Regions from separate parts of the Homo sapiens genome. Here region 2 is linked to region 1. A link is a loop called in an ENCODE intact Hi-C map of the cell type or tissue named here. Cell type or tissue: GM12878. All regions are shown on one strand. Each heading gives the region's core, and the rest is flanking DNA. Links, peaks and the distances in the headings are about the cores only. Region 1 has its middle 9.6 kb from the start of ZNF674-AS1. Region 2 overlaps JADE3 (jade family PHD finger 3).

Region 1 (5,380 bases), core at 311-5,310:
TCATGAATTTCTGTTTTGAATGTTATTATTACACAGCAAGATGCCAGAATTAGAAACCCCACAGTCATCTTTGGGCATGCCTCTCCCTTTCTCGGGCACCACATCCAATCAGACATCCTAGCCCCATAAGTCTACCATGCAAATATCTCTTAAATATGCCTCCATCATTAACTCTCCCCCCAACAAGACGCCACCATTCATCAATCCACATTGTGCTTTTCCTCTCTAGCTTTGTGTGATCCATCATCTCTTAATTGGTCTTTCTGCTTCCATCCTCTACCATCTCCACACCTTCTTAAGAAGGCTATCTGGGGCCAGCAGAATCAAGTCCACACTCCTTAGGACACCTCATAAGGGTTTTTACAGTGCTGTCCTTATTCCTTGGCCTGCCTTCTAAGGATTTTCCCAGTCTGGCTCTCATCTACCTCTGCAGTCTCTTTCCACTGCTTCCTCTCTCTTCCTCCTCCGTCCTGTATCCCAATTCTGTTGGCACACTGACTGTTTAATACTGTGAGTTCTAGTCAGAATTTTCTGGGTTTCACAAAAATGCTGAACAGTTTGATGCTTCTATATCTGAGCTCAAGTTGTTCCATCTGCCTAAAATACCTTTTGTTCACATTTCAGTCTGTCATATCTCACTTAAATTTGAAGCTCACATATAAAGTTCATTCAACAGAATTAATGATTCATTTTCTAGGTTTCCACCTTGTACACAGCTGCATTAAAACATCTCCTATGGCCAGGCACAGTGGCTCATGCCTGTAATGCCAGCACTTTGGGAGGCTGAGGTGGGTGGATTACTTGAGGTAAGGAGTTCAAGACCAGCCTGGCCAACATGGTGAAACCCCATCTCTATTAGAAATATAAAAAAATTAGCCAGGCTTGGTGGTGGGTGCCTATAATCCCAGCTACTCGGGAGGCTGAGGCAGGAGAATCGCTTGAACCCAGGAGGCAGAGGTTGCGGCAGGCTGAGATTGCACCACTGCACTCCAGCCTGGGGGACAGAGTGAGACTCCGTCTCAAAAAGAAAGAAAACCTCTTACATTAGTGTTATGAATTTGTTTCTCTTTCTGGATGGACTGTGAGCTCAGCAAGAATATCTGAAAGATGAGAGATCTCCAATTGATGTTCCGTTTGAACTAGTGAATGAAATATCCCTGGTATAATTGGCACATTAAGCTGAGAATACTAATTACATATACCTAAGAATGAATTTTAATTATATGCTATACTCTCGGTTAGAAAGTAGGGAAGCAAACTTTACTGTGTGAAGCTTAAAGGAAGGAAGAAATAATACTAAAGAAGGAATTTGAGAAACAGAAGAGTGAAGGCCCTGCATGGAAAAAAGGAGTGAAGAGAAATCAAAGGTGGACATTTTCTTAGAGACAGGGTCTCACTATGCTGTCCAGGCTGGTCTTGAACTCCTGGGCTCAAGCTACCCTCCCACCTCAGCCTCCCAAAGTGCCGGGATGACATGTGTAAGCCACCATGCCTGGCCTGAGATGGACATTAATTAAAGACAGATTTGCCCTCTTTAGCATTTTGTCCTTACTATTTTATTTTTGTAAATAGGTAGGCTGATGTGACCTGATGAGAAAATATCTAGTAAAAACACTGTGCAAACTAAGAATTGAAGACATTGAAAAATTCTTTTTTTTTTTTTTTTGAGACATAGTCTTGCTCTGTCGCCCAGACTGGAGTGCAGTGGTGCGATCTCGGCTCACTGCAACCTCCACCTCCCAGGTTCAAGCGGTTCTCCTGCCTCAGTCTCCCAAGTAGCTGGGATTACAGGCACCTGCCACCATGCCCGGCTAATTTTTGTATTTTTTTAGTAGAGATAGGGTTTCACCATGTTGGCCAGGCTGGCCTCGAACTCCTGACCTCAAGTAATCTGCCCACCTCAGCCTCCAAAGTGCTGGGATTACAGGTGTACAGTGCTGGCATGACATGCCTGGCCTGAAAAATTCTACTTTCTATATGTTATTTTTTAATTGTTCTTAGTCTTCTTTTCATAAATGTTACTTTTTAAAAAACATGCTCTACATGTTCAGAGAAACTTTCCTAGGAAGGAACTATAGAAACGATCCCTTGCTGGGCATGGGGGCCCACACCTGTAATCCCAGAATTTTGGGAGGCTGAGGAAGGATTGCTTGAGCCCAGGAGTTTGAGACCAGCCTGGGCAAGACAGTGAGACCCTGTCTCTACAGAAAAATTTTAAAAATAGCCCAGTGTGATGCTGTGTGCCTGTAGTCCCAGCTACTCAGGAGGCTGAGGTGGGAAGATTGCTTGAACCTGGGATGTCAAGGCTGCAGTGAGCCATGATGGCACTATTACACTCCAGCCTGGCTGACAGAGTGAGGCCCTGTCAAAAAAAAAAAAAAAAAGAAAGAAAGAAAAGAAAAGAAAAACAAATGACCCCTGAAAGCATAGTCTTTAAATGTTACTTCCTGATGAATGCCTTTTTGTAAATGAATTCAAGATGTAGATAAATGAGAAATGAAATAGAGACGATTATATTTCAGTTATATAGCTCACTCATCCATTTGGATAATTTTTCCATATTCTATAAAATGTCACCATCTGCTGGGGGAAGAAAAGATGTACAATTCAACTTTGTTGCGTAAGTGGTATTTCAAATCAACATGATTACTTAGAACTGTAGAACTTTTCTTTAGCAAGATGATTACACTAGCTCAGCTGGTGAAAAATTACCAGAACACATAGGCAAATACTATTCACCACTGTGCTTTGTTTGAGGATATTCTTTCTCCAATGGGCAATTCAGATCAATTATCCTTTAAAATGTTTTAACAAGTAGCACTTTTTGTTTGTTTGTTTTTTGAGTCTCGCTCTGTCGCCCAGGCTGGAGTGCAATGGTGCGATCTCGGCTCACTGCAACCTCCGCCTCAGCCTCCTGAGTAGCTGGGATTACAGGCACACACCATCATGCCCAGCTAATTTTTGTATTTTTGTAGAGATGGGGTTTCATCATGTTGGCCAGGCTGATCTTGAACTCCTGACCTCAAGTGATCCTCCTGCCTTGGCCTCCCAAAGTGCTGGGATTACAGGCATGAGCCACCTCGCCCAGACTCCTTTTCCATTTTCTATTCATATGTTCACTTTTACATACGTACACTTTTACATAAACACTTTTACATATTTTACAAATAGCAGTTTGTGGGGATATTTTTTTATTAGAGACATTGTAATCATCCAGTGGGTCCTTCTGTTAGAATAGGTAGCTAGGCAGACATGAACAGGGCAGGAGAAGGCCCCCAAATCCCCAGGCAACCATCAGGTGATGGTCAGGTGGTTGTTAAACTGTCTTGCTAAAATAATAATTGGTCGCAGCTGGCACCAGAGAAAGGCAATCTCTCAATGGATAGAAACACCTGAAGCTGGTAATGAGCAACTTCCAAATAAGATATCAGGAGTTAGGCAAACGGGCTCAAGTATGTGCACTAAGAGGCAAAATGGCGGAGTTTAACTGGTGTATGACATTCCTCTAGGAACGCTTGACTGGTAAGGGAAAAATGCCTCAAATGAGCATGTGCCTAACTTCAGTAAACACACTGTGCGTGCAGCCTCATCCAAGTGCTGGCAGGCCATGGTGCATGCAGACAGCCCACTCCAAGGAAAAACAGAGGAGAAATGGAAATCTCAGAACCATGCCAGCGTATAAAACAAGTCAAGGGCTGAACAGCACACTTGGATCTCTCAAGTTGCCCACTTGACCCTCTTCCAAGTGTACTTTACTTCCTTTAGTTCCTGCTCTAAAACTTTTAAATAAACTCTCACTCCTGTTCTAAAACTTGCCTTGGTCTCTCACTCTGCCTTCTGCCCCTTGGCCAAGTTCTTTCCTCCAAGGGGGCAAGAATCGAGTTTGCTGTATAGACCCGTTGGATTTGCTGCTGGTAACACTTCCTGCCCACTGCACAGACAAAATCAGTTTACTGAGACCATGGCATTGCAATAAAGAGTTTGGCTGGGTGTGGTGGCTCACATCTGTAATCCCAACACTTTGGGAGGCTGAGACAGGTGGATCACTTGAGGCCAGGAGTTCAAGACCAGCCTGGCCAACATGGTGAAACTCCGTCTCTACTAAAAATACAAAAAATTAAGGCCGGACATGGTGGCTCATGCCTGTAATCCCAGCAATGTCAGAGGCCAAGGCAAGTGGATCACCTGAGGTCAGGAGTTCAAGACCAGCCTGGCCAATATGGTGAAATCCTGTCTCTACAAAAATACAAAAATTAGCTGGGCATGATGGCATGTGCCTGTAATCCCAGCTACTTGGGAGGCTGAGGTGGGAGAATCGCTTGAACCCAGGAGGCAGAGGTTGCAGTAATCCAAGATCATGCCATTACACTCTAGCCTGGGTGACAGAGCGAGACTCAGTCTCAAAAAAAATAGCCAGGCATGGTGGCGCATGCCTGTAGTCCTAGCTACTCAGGAGGCTGAGGTAGGAGAACCATTTGAACCTGGGAGGTGGAGGTTGCAGTGAGCCAAGATCATGCCACTGCACTCCAGCCTGGGTGATGGAGTGAGACTCCATCTCGAAAAGAAAGAAAGAGTTTAATTGACATGAGGCTGGCCACGCCACGTGGGAGATGAATTATTACTCAAATCAATCTCCCTGAAAACTCAGAAGTTAGGGTTTTTCAAGGATAGTTTGTCAGACAGGGGGCTGATTGGTTGGAAGTGCAATTATAGGGGTGTGGAAAATGGTCCTTGTGTGCCAAGTCTGCTTCTGGGTGGGGGCCACAAGACCAGTTGAGTCATGAGTCCATCTTGCCAGTCCGGAGTGGAGCCATCCGGTCACCATAAATGCAAAAACCTGAAAAGACATCTCAAAAGGCCAATCTTAGGTTCTACAATAGTGATGTTATTTACAGGATTAACAGGGGAAGTTGCAAATCTTGTGGTCTCTGGAACAATGGCCATTAATCATTTAACTCCACCTACATCTTAGCAAAATTCAGGCCCCTTTCATCTTTCTTTTTTTTTTTTTTGAGATTGAGTCTTGCTCTGTTGCCCAGGCTGGAGTGCAGTGGCACTATCTCGGCTCACTGCAACCTCTGCCTCCCTGGTTCAAGCGATTCTCCTGCCTCAGCCTCCTGAGTAGCTGGGACTACAGGCACCGGCCACCACGCCCGGCTAATTTTTGTAATTTTAGTAGAGACGGGGTTTCACCATATTGGTCAGGCTGGTCTTGAATGCCTGACTTCAGGTGATCCACCCACCTTGGCCTCCCAAAGTGCTGGGATTACAGGGGTGAGCCACTGTGCCCGGCCTCATTAGTTTTACAAAGGTGCTTTAGTTTTGGGGAAGGGCTATTATCATCTAAACTGCAAACTGCATTTCCCCCAGTTAGCTTGGC
Region 2 (5,380 bases), core at 281-5,280, 410 kb before region 1:
GGTTACTGTTAAACCCTCACCTCTGGTCAGATCAATGCCCATGGCAAAGGAGCAGTCAGACATGGAAGTTAACATACAAGTCAGTACTGACTTTGAAGGCAACAAAAAATGAGGGAAAATGAAATGGCAACAAATTTCCCTGGGGAGAAATCAAAGGGTCTGGTAGATAAATGCCAATACATGTTAAATCCCAAAAAAATGTATTTGGCCTCCCCAGCAGAGGTTCTCAACCCCCATTACACATGGGAATCATATGGAGAACTTACAAAAATCCCAATGTCCAAATTGCACCCATTACCAATTAAGTCAGAATCTCTCTTTTGGAAGAACCAGTTTTTAGATGGATTGCTTTTTCTGTTTTTCTGTTTTTGATTACATTGACTTTTGTTCTTTTATTATTTCCTTCCTTCACTTACTTTGGGTTTATCTTGCTCTTCTTTTTCTAGTTAAAGTGGGAGCTTAGATTATTCATTTGAGGCCTTTCATCTTTTCCTCATATAAGCATTCAGTGCTCTAAATTTCCTTCTTAGCACTCATTTAAGTTACGCCCCACAAGTTTTTCTTTTTGAGATGGAGTTTCGCTCTTGTCACCCAGGCTGGAGTGCAGTGGAGCGATCTTGGCTCACTGCAACCTCTGCCTCCCGGGTTCGAGCAATTCTTGTGCCTCAGCCTCCTGAGTAGCTGGGTGCCTGCCACCACACTCACCTAATTTTTGTATTTTAAGTAGAGACAGGGTTTCGCCATGTTGGCCAGGCTGGTCTTGAACTCCTGACCTCAGGTGATCTGTCCGCCTTGGCCTCCCAAAGTGCTGGGATTACAGGCGTGAGCCACTGCGCCCTGCCACGAGTTTTGATATGGTATATTTTCATCTACATTCAGGCATTCAAGCCACTGTACTGATGAGAAGTGTGACGCTTAGTTTCCAAGTGTTTGGAGAACTTCTTGTAGTCTTTCTGTTTTGTTTTGTTTTTTTCCTTTTTTGAGACAGAGTCTCACTCTGTTGCCCAGGCTGGAGTGCAGTGGCACGATCTCAGCTCACTGCAACCTCCGCCTCCTGGGTTAAAGCAATTCTCGTGCCTCAGCCTCCTGAGCAGCTGGGATTACAGGCATGTGCCACCACGCCCGGCTGATTTTTGTATTTTTAGTAGAGAGGGGATTTCACCATGTTGGCCAGGCTGGTCTCGAACTCCTGACCTTAAGTGATCTGTCCGCCTTGGCCTCCCAAAGTGCTAGGATTAGAGGCGTGAGCCACCACACCCAGCCGTCTTTCTGTTTTTGATTTCTACTTTGATTCTATTATGGTCTGAGAATATACTCTATATGATTTCACTTCTTTTCCATTTGTTGAGGTTTGTTTTATGACCTGGGATGTAGTCAACCTTGGTGAATGTTGCTTGTGCACTTGAAAAGTAAGTATATTATGCTGTTGTTGGGTGAAGCATTCTATAAATGTCAATTAAATCTGGTTGACTGGTGGTGTTATTTCTTCTATATCTTTGCTGATTTTCTGTCTACTGGTTCTATCAATTACTGAAAGAGGGGTATTAACATTCTCAAGCATAATTGTGGGTTTGGGTTTGTCTATTTCTCAATTCAGGTCTGTTGGGTTTTGCTTTGTGTTCTTTGAAGCTCTGTTATGTGGTGCATACACATTTAAAATTGCTATGCCTTCTTGGTGGATCGACCCTTTGTATCATTCTTTTAGTCCCTGGTAATTTTCTTTGCTGTGATATCTAATTATCTGATATTAGTATAGCCACTCCAGTTTTCTTTTGATTGGTGTTTGCATGATATTTTTTTTCCATCCATTTACTTTTTATTTTGAGATACGGTCTTGCTCTGTCACACAGGCTGGAGTGCAGTGGCACAATCGTAGCTCACCATAACCTCCAATTCCTGGGCTCAAGCAATCCTCCTGCCTCAGCCTCCCAGGTAGCTAGGACTACAGGTGTGCACTACTGTGCCTGGTTAATTTTCCATTTACCTTTAAACTCACTGTATCATTACTTTGAATTGGAATAGACTGAAATGTGTCTACTCCATCCTGTCTGGAATGGGAAGTTTGCTCTCTGCACTATTTTTGCAACTCCTGTCTAAATTTATTATCTCAAAATCTCTTAACTCAAAATAAAAAATTAACTCAAAATTTAAAAATTAACTATTAAAAAAGCAAGTATATGATAAAAAGAGCAGTTTATTAATGTTCCTACATATCTGGAAAGTATTAATTTGAGAAAGAGAAAGAATCAACCTATCATTTTGTGAGATTTTCACTTACTGTACTCTTCCAGAGTGAGGAAACAAACAGGCTAAGAAACGGGTAAAACTTACAAGCCTGGGGATAATTGGGAGGCTGACCCCCTATCTGTGGGCCCAGAAGAAAGCAAGTCACTTTGTAACAAGGAAGTATATCTATTTTTCCTCAAAAGATAAATATTCACCACACCTGGTATTCCTGGTTTTGCCTTGGGAGCGGGGAGCTGTTTTCTCAGTCCTTGCATTTTCTAGTCTCCCTGCCTGGATTTTAGTCATTTCACTACTTATTAGCATTCTGAAAGGTTAACAGAATTTAAAATGTGTAACTCGAGAAGAAATAAAAGGCTAATCAGTTAGTTACAACACTTGTTAGTTCTGTAAAAGCAATGATGAGTGAGAAAGCTGGAAAGTACTGACTAAAATATGGCTTTCTGAGAATTAGTTGAGTTCAGTCATTTTTGCTGTTCATGCTCCAGTAGCCGCCCCAGGAAGCCAGATTTGGAAACAGTACCTGAGTCATTTGAGACAAAACAACAAGTTACCCCTGAATTGTTTTAAATGTTAACGAAAGAGATCACTAAAAGATCTAAGTCATGGATGGAACCTAATTACCTCCCCTTGGCCCTAGAAAACCAAAAACATCCAGATAGGAATATGAAACACAGAAGAAAGCAGGTTTTTCCTTTCTATTCATTTCTCCTATTATCTTAGCCCTATTTTAATTATTCTGAGTTAACGCCATTTTACAAAAATGGACAGATAAAAAATTAAACTCAAAATTTTGAAACAAAGACTCTTTGTTGCTGTGTGTGGAAAGTGACCATCTTGTCAAAAAAATACCTGTGAGCCTACAGCATGATTGATTGTTCAATGTGATGAAACTTTCCTGGACCCTAAGCCTCAATATTTTGTTATCTGAAAATCTGCAGTTTAATTTCATCCTTCAAGATCAAAGGCAAATAAATTAACTTGGTCTAGTGATTCCACAAATCTCTAGAGAGCTGCCAGGCAAGGCAGATCCACAGAATAACTCATTAACTTATAATGCTTAAAGCAACTTTGGGAAAACTGTTAGGAATTGAACACAGGCTAAAACTCCTGAAGGCACTCACCAATGTATCTTTCTACACAGTTGACCAGAAAACAGCTAAGCTCTGCTTGACTACTCCAGTGACCAGGAGCTCACTATCTAACAAGCAATTTATTCTAATGTCTAGACAGCTCTAAACATATGGATGATTTTCTATGAACAGAAAAAATCTGCCTTTTAACTTCCAAATTCTGCCTTTATGCTGGATTTCTTTCTGTTAACAGGTTCCAACCTCTCTACCTTTATTCCCAAACCATCTCTTGACCCTACTTCATTTTTCTCTAGCTAATATCCACTTTCTTTCTTTCTTTGCCTTCTCTTGCAAACTCCTCAAAAAGTAGTTTACAGTCTGTAACTCCTTCCTTACTCTCAATCTCTCCTTAATTGCTTCTATCTCACCAGAATTCTTGGAAAAATGTGCATACTTCCCAACCCTCATCTTTAAGTATCTGTATGCTGCATTTGACACGCTGATCACTCTGGCCTTCTTGAAACTACTCCTTTGGCTTCCAGAAGCTTTTTTCAAGTTCCCTGTGTTGCTAACACTTTTTTTCTTCCTCTAACCATCTTGTAGGTGATGGTGGTTCCCTGAAGTGCCCTACCCACATGCTTATGGCTCCCAAAACAAGGTCCTCTGGTCCAGAGCTGGAGATAGAAAGGAAAGGCGAAAGAGACAGGAAGGTAGGAGGGAAAAGCAAAGCAAAGAAGGAAGGAAGAAAGAATAGGAAAGATACATCAACAAAAAGAAAAAAGTCCTGACAACCAGATACATCAAGCTGGAAGACGATCAACACTGAGGAAACTATGTTCTGTTTTCCACTAGTTCTTCCTACCTTCTAACTGGTCTCAGTTGGCACCTTCCTCTATGCCATCACAAAATCTAGAAAAATCTCTGAACTCTTTCCTATATCTTACCCTGGAACATCCAATCAATTATTAAGCCCTGTCAGTTAACCTCTAAAATAATCTTCCAAATCAATGTTCCTTTCCCATCTCAGCTGTCATTTTCTTAGTTTAGGACCTATCTATTTCCTCAAACCTAGAATGCAAGAGCAGTTTCCTAACTGGCTTTAAAAGTCCTAATCTTGTTGTCCCCAAATTTACCCTCCACCCAACTGCCAGAGACCTATCTAAAACACAAATTGGATCATGTGCCTCCACGGTCAAGAGATTTCAATGGCTGTCCTTTGCTCCTAGGATCTTTATTAAGGTCCTCATCAAGGCCAACACAGCCCTCCACAATCAAGCCATGTCTACTTCTGCAGCTTTATCCCTCACCACATTCTGCCCCAGTTTTATGCTCAAACAATGCTGAACCTCTGCAGTTCCTACCTCTAGGCTTTATACCATCCCTTCTCCCAGGAGGACCCTCTTCTTGCTTCCTCACTTTTAAAACATATAAACTAATTCTTATAAGGCTCAGCAAACAGGAGCCTTATCCTTATAAGGCACAGCAAATCTCTTCTAGGATGCCTCCCCTACTATGACTCACCCACACTTTGACAATCAACAGCAGTATGCTCTCAGAGTGGCCTGTGTATAGTACCATCACTAACTTAAAGTATTTTTAACCACTAATATTATCAAATCTCCGAGAATGAGTTCCTACCAGGTATGGACTGGACTTTAAAAATTTTGTAATGGATGTTATTCTTCCTTTATCTCTTTGAAAATCTTCCAGATTTAGACAGTGAGCCAATAATACATTTGTCCCTGGTCCTAAGTCTCTCTCTGCTCTCCTGCCTGCCACTCTGAACAGAAGCAACATCTTTTTACTGTCTCTGTTCATGGGCAATCTCTGACTTCACAGTCAGGGATCATTTCCTCCATTCACTGAATGTTTTAATCCCATTATCTACAGAAATACAATTCCCAGCCATCTCTACCTTTTTCTGGACCTAAGAGTCCAGAATGTCCATAACTATAGGCCTGTAACTAATAATCCTCACTTATTGTCTGATCTGTTTCTGGTCCAGAGATTTATACTTTCTTGACCACAGATATGTCTAATTTTTTACTTTATTATCACTTTTA

What was found. A loop is a pair of places that touch in the nucleus more often than their neighbours do. Peaks named below come from ENCODE experiments on the same cell type or tissue, not always from the same donor. Only the 100,000 strongest peaks of a DNase experiment are listed, where the experiment ranks them.
Region 2: it touches region 1 in a loop (2.7-fold over the local background); 1 of 110 quality-filtered maps calls a loop at or near these places.

Annotation. Positions count from the first base shown.
Region 1 is chrX:46,552,380-46,557,759 of GRCh38, reverse strand. No RefSeq gene overlaps it. Among named protein-coding and RNA genes, the nearest start is that of ZNF674-AS1, 9.6 kb to the right of the region's middle. RefSeq lists an enhancer at 5,257-5,380. In GM12878, for the core only: a CTCF peak has its summit at 2,581 (motif pointing left); no DNase peak of the experiment used is centred there.
Region 2 is chrX:46,965,017-46,970,396 of GRCh38, reverse strand. The region is part of intron 1 of JADE3 (jade family PHD finger 3); the gene reads right to left. Among named protein-coding and RNA genes, the nearest start is that of JADE3, 55 kb to the right of the region's middle. In GM12878, for the core only: no CTCF peak of the experiment used is centred there; a DNase peak (open chromatin) is centred at 2,676; H3K27ac peaks cover 401 bases.